2 separate regions of the Homo sapiens genome follow, and region 1 is linked to region 2. A link is an interaction called in ENCODE POLR2A ChIA-PET data of the cell type or tissue named here. Cell type or tissue: IMR-90. All regions are shown on one strand. Links, peaks and the distances in the headings refer to the core of each region. The heading gives the core; the rest is flanking DNA. Region 1 has its middle 210 kb from the start of SASH1. Region 2 overlaps SASH1 (SAM and SH3 domain containing 1).

Evidence for each region. ChIA-PET counts read pairs that join two places held together with the same protein. Peaks named below come from ENCODE experiments on the same cell type or tissue, not always from the same donor. Only the 100,000 strongest peaks of a DNase experiment are listed, where the experiment ranks them.
Region 1: POLR2A ChIA-PET joins it to region 2 with 13 read pairs; 2 of 35 experiments call an interaction of 5 or more read pairs at or near these places.

The regions. Positions count from the first base shown.
Region 1 is chr6:148,131,241-148,134,057 of GRCh38, reverse strand. No RefSeq gene overlaps it. Among named protein-coding and RNA genes, the nearest start is that of SASH1, 210 kb to the left of the region's middle. In IMR-90, for the core only: no CTCF peak of the experiment used is centred there; no DNase peak of the experiment used is centred there.
Region 2 is chr6:148,524,177-148,526,993 of GRCh38, reverse strand. SASH1 (SAM and SH3 domain containing 1) reads right to left here. Exons shown (of 20, transcript NM_015278.5): 11 at 1,629-1,703. Among named protein-coding and RNA genes, the nearest start is that of SASH1, 180 kb to the right of the region's middle. In IMR-90, for the core only: no CTCF peak of the experiment used is centred there; DNase peaks (open chromatin) are centred at 1,343, 1,833 and 2,223; H3K4me3 peaks cover 1,136 bases; H3K27ac peaks cover 2,073 bases.

The DNA of each region.
Region 1 (2,817 bases), core at 105-2,604, 390 kb after region 2:
GCTATAGGACAAACTGGCTGTATACTTTGCTTGAAGAATTATGAATCATGATAAAAGTAACCTGTAATGCCCCTAGAAATAGGGCTCTTGTTTAATCTCTGCTTAAACATTGACTAAAGACACAATGGCCACATCTAGCAATGTGATTCTGGAGACAGTGCTGCGGTCTGCAACGGGACATGAATGGCCAAGCCAAGCTTGCAAACATGGGATGCTGTGCGTGGGGACAGACCTATGGAGTCTTGCTCTGTTACTCAGGCTGGAGTGCAGTGGCATGATCTTGGCTCACTGCAACCTCCGCCTCCCATGGTCGAGCAATTCTCCTGCCTCAGCCTCCCGGGTGGCTGGGATTACATGTGCCTGCCACCACACCTGGCTGATTTTTGTATTTTTAGTAGAGACGGGGTTTCACTATGTTGGCCAGGCTGGTCTCGAACTCCTGACCTCAGGTGATCCACCTGCCTTGGCCTCCCAAAGTGCTGGGATTACAGGCATGAGCCACTGCACCTGGCCCAGATCATTTTTTAATGAAAGGGGAGTCTACCGTAAAAATTCAACACATGTCTTCAAAAGGGAAAAGGTTATCTTTCACAGAGGGTTTGAATGTAGTTATTAAAAGGTAACAAGCTTAGTACAACAGGAAATGAATTAGGGATGTTTTAGTCACACAAAGTAAATAATGATTCACGTTTACTAGGGAAGAAGCTGGAAACCTTTAGTATTTAAGACTGCAGGTGGGGTACTAAGTGCCTCATTACAATTATAAGTGGTTGATGCTGGGAAACCATCCTTCTAAAGAGGGTCAAGACCACTTTCTGCCTCTCTAGACACAGATAACCAAGAAGGTTGTAAAGACTGCTATTTGTAGAGAAATAGCAAAGCCAGCAATCTATTCTTACCAATGCTCTTTAAGAGCTCAGGTCTCCCATACTCAATCACCTAGTACATATTTCCACTGCATATGGTGACAGAATAATGTGTATAATATATGTAGCAGGGAGCCATGGACTGAATGTGTGTGTACCCCAAAAACTCATGTTGAAATTTAATCCCCAATGTGATAGTATTTGGAGGTGAGGCCTTTGAAAGGTGATTGGGTCACAAGGGCTCATGCATGGGATTAGTGTCTTATAAAAGAGACAAGGAATTGTCCTCTCCCTTCCACTATATGAGGATACAACAAGAAGGCGCCATCTCTGAACCAGGAAGCTGCACCAGACACTGATTCAGTTGGTGCCTGACCTTGGACTTCCCAGTCTCTAGAATTGTAAGAAATAAATTTCTGTTGTTTATATGCAGGCCAATCTATAGTATTTCTGTTATAGTAGCCCTAATGGACTAAGATACAGGATTTCCATTTGAACCAGAGTTGTGCTCAAACTAGTATTCCGAATACTGTGCAATGCTGGGAAAGGGTCCCCTTTTGAGAGTGACCAAGAGGTCCCCTGGACAAAAATATTGAAGGGAAAAGGAGATGCACAAGAAGAGGCCCTCGGTGAGGGACACCACTTCCGTGGATAGCAAGGTGCCTGTCACACCTGGTAAGATTTGCCTACGGTCCTAACTTTGTCTATGGTACTTACATGTTGTACAGCAAATTTGTCAATGGCAATCAATACAATGCTGTCACCTTCACATGCGATAGATAGTAGGGCTATGCAAAAACCTATATTTTGTTTTTCAAAAATTATCTTGCTTGAAAACTAGTGAAATCTACACGAGAAAAAATCCAAGAAATTTATTTATTAGAGCCACAAACCCAGAGGTTATTAATGAAACAAAAATGTTTTCTGCCCAGGCATTTCATACTGAAGCTGAAACAGCATGAAAATAAATGTAGGGTGTGGTGGCTCACACCTGTAATCCCAGCACTTTGGGAGGCTGAGGTGGGCGGATCACCTGAGGTCGGGAGTTCAAGACCAGCCTGGCCGACATGGAGAAATCCTGTCTCTACTAAAAATACAAAATTAGCTGGGCGTGGTGGCACATGTTTGTAATTCCAGCTACTCGGGAGGCTGAGGCAGGAGAATTGCTTGAACCTAGGAGGCAGAAGTTGCAGTAAGCCGAGATCGCGCCACTGCACTCCAGCCTGGGCAACAAGAGCAAAACTCCGTCTCCAAAAAAAAAAAAAAAAAGAATGTAGCATATTTAGAGCAGCAGATTTTTGTTTCTTTAAATGTTGTCCTCTTAAAGATATGAACATGTCCAGGCCAGTTATTCTCCCACAGACAGGATTTAGAGGGAGCTGTGTTTTCCATGGTGAAAATATCCAGATTCATCAAAAGAATAAAAAAAGCTCACAACTAGCTAAGCTCAAACCTTCAAGGGAATGACATGTGGAATTCCTCAAATGTTTACATTCAGAGTTCCAAAGATAGATATACTGTCTGCATAATTTGGTAAATACTTCTTTTGTAAAGTAAATATAATTTTTATTCTGAAAAACTTAATGACAGAGTTTTCCTCAAGGAAATTTTGGATTTAAAAATCCTTATTTAAGATAGCCAGTTTTATTTTTTCCTTTTTTTTTTTTCATAAAGTTGCAGGGCTGGGCGTGGTGAGTCACGCCTGTAATCCCAGTACTTTGGAAGGCTGAGGCTGGTGGATCACCTGAGGTCAGGAGTTCAAGACCAGCCTGGCCAACATGGTGAAACCCCATCTCTACTAAAAACACAAAAATTATCTGGGCATGGTGGCGCATGCCTGCAATCCCAGCTACTCGGGAGGCTGAGGCAGAAGGATTGCTTGAACCTGGGAGGCGGAGGTTGCAGTGAGCCAAGATCGCACCACTGCACTCCAGCCTGGGCGACAAAGAGA
Region 2 (2,817 bases), core at 84-2,583:
AGCTGAGGCAGGAGAATGGTGTGAATCCGGGAGGTGGAGCTTGCAGTGAGCTGAGATCGCGTCACTGCACTCCAGCCTGGGCGACAGAGTGAGACTCCCTCTCAGAGGGAAAAAAAAAAAAAAAAAGTGATTTACATGAACCAATGTTCATGTAATCCCAGCAATGGGGGAGAATAGAGGGATAATACTACCGAATTGCCTGGAGAAAGAGATTAGAACAAATGGTGAAAGCTCAGTCGTTAGAAGAGCAACATCTGATTGGATTTCCATCACCATAGCACTCAGTGTGTAAATTTCTCTCTCTTAAAGAGCTAGATTGTGGTCATCTCTCATTCTAGTCTGCATTTTTTTAAAAAACAAACTTCTCCCTGAGAAAGAAAAAAATCATATTTTCTCTCATTTCTAAAAAAGATTGACAGCAGAAAACTATTGGCTTAAGAATCAATATAATTCGATAGCCAAATAAAATAGTTTAATTCTCTTCCAGGAAATTTTCAAAACATTTCATATATATCCCAGGTGGGTATTTTAGCTGACCCATGATCATAACAAATATGAAACATGAAATCTTCATTTTACAGTTTTATGACACAATGCAAAGGACAAGCTAAACTACATGTAAGACTCACCAAAGGCCGGGCGCGTGGCTCACACCTGTAATCCCAGCACTCTGGGAGGCCAAGATGGGCGGATCACAAGGTCAGGAGTTCAAGACCAGCCTGGCCAACATGGAGAAACCCCATCTCTACTAAAAATACACAAATTCTCTGGGCATGGTGGCGTGCACCTGTAATCCTAGCCAGTCGGGAGGCTGAGGCAGGAGAATTGCTTAACTGGGATCTGGGAGGCAGAAGTTGCAGTGAGGCAAGATTGTGCCACTACACTCCAGTCTGGGCTACAGAGCGAGACTCCATCTTAAAAAAAAAAAAAAAAAAAAAAAAAAAAAAGACTCACCTTCACCCTTGGGGTCTGAGAAAGCAAATTTCAGGAAACAAAACTTGTGTGCCACTGTGGTGGCCTGTCCCTAGACTATGACCCCAAAGCAGGTCTGAGAGGGCAGACACCTGGGCCTGACACCAGACCCCTGAGGGATCTGGTCTGCTTTGGTCCCACAGAGACTGGGTTCATTCCAGGACACCCCAGACCACAAAATCCTAGGCTTAGTATAGGCCATGTGGGGCCAGGTACTGGGCCCATAATAAGACTGGTGTTCCAAAATGCCAGCACATACTCTTGGGGACCAAATCACAGGGCTCCACTTCATGGCACTATGTGTGTGTAGTAGTTACATGCTTGCAACTAGCAAGAAGAAAAGGCCGTGTGCAAAATGACTCAGACCACAGAGGCCAGACTTATCTGGATTTGTTACTTGAAGAAAACTGGAAGCAAAGGCATTAAAGGAACTGTGCTACTCAAGGAAGGAGATGGCAGTGAGAGTGGTCATCATTCATTCCACGTGGAACAGTGGAGTCTGTAAGGCAAGTGAAATAGAGCTTTTTTCCAAACGTGACTCAGGATTACCAAGGAAAACGGTACCCAGTATCAATTCTCAAAGATACTCAATGGTGAACTATTGTCAACCTCATCGCCTGAATCCATATTTTTTGCTTTCCTCTGATGTTACTCACCATTGGGTCAGAATTATTACTGCCAACGTGCAGAGAGCGATTCGTCAAGTCAAATCCTCCAAAACTGCAGGTTCTCTGTGGAAAAGAGGGTAGGGCAGAAAAACTTCAGTTATGCTTAAGCCAGCCGGCAGTGCACCAACCCAGCAGTCCCCGTTTGCAGGACATCTCTGAATCACAAATACGTGGACAGGATGAAAGTAGAAAACGAGAAATGATGAGAAAAAAACACATGAGTCATGTCGTAAGGAAACTTCACTCATTTTTCCCTTTCACAGGCCACTGGAACTCTGCCTACCCCAGAGGTCTAGAATCCCCTTAACATGCAAAAACCAACCATTTTTTTTAAAAAGCCTAAAAAACAAAAGAAAAACCCTCCATGAGTCCAGTGCTGTGAGATTCCCTGTCTCCAGCACAGAACTTCCCCTAACATCAGCTACATTCAGTAGAGATAATGAAGGGATATGTGTTAGAGGATCCATGTACTCAGGCATCCTGAAAACCCAGGTTTGAAATCCCACGGCTCTGACACCAACAGCAAGCTTTTCAAACAGACTTTCATTTTGTTTAGCTTTAAATCGCTGAGAAGAGGGGGGGAGAAGGTTATGTTTACAGTTGTCCAATCAGGCCAAGAGAATTACTCACTCACCGCTTCCCCATCCTAGCCAAAAACGCTGGTAACTTTCCCATCGAACTGCCCAAGTTAATTCATGGTGACCCTTTTCTCTCAGTGAATGAAGATGCCACATTTGCCCAGAAAGAAAACGGTTGATTCAGTGACTGTGTTTGACCACACTTTTTAATTTCAGTAGGAACAATGCTGATGTTATAAAGAATGAAAACTTTATTATCCTTTTAGGTGGTTGCAAACTTCACGGAACTGCTTATATCTTAGTGATTTCTGTATTTGCAGAACTTGATTCAAATTCACTGTTGTTTTTCTAGTAAAAGCCACTGAGTGACCGCCCTGTGCCCCACAACACACATTAATGTTACAGCTAATTATCTTTTTTAAAAATCAGTAATAAAAGTTTAATTGTAGATTCGGGCTTCAATATTTTGTATTACCAGCTTCTCAGAGAAGTCTAATGAACAGCTATTAAATGGAAGAAATGAACAGAAAAGTACAATGTATTAGGTTGGTGCAAAAGTAATCGCAGTTTTGCCATTATTTTCAATGGTAAAAACTGCG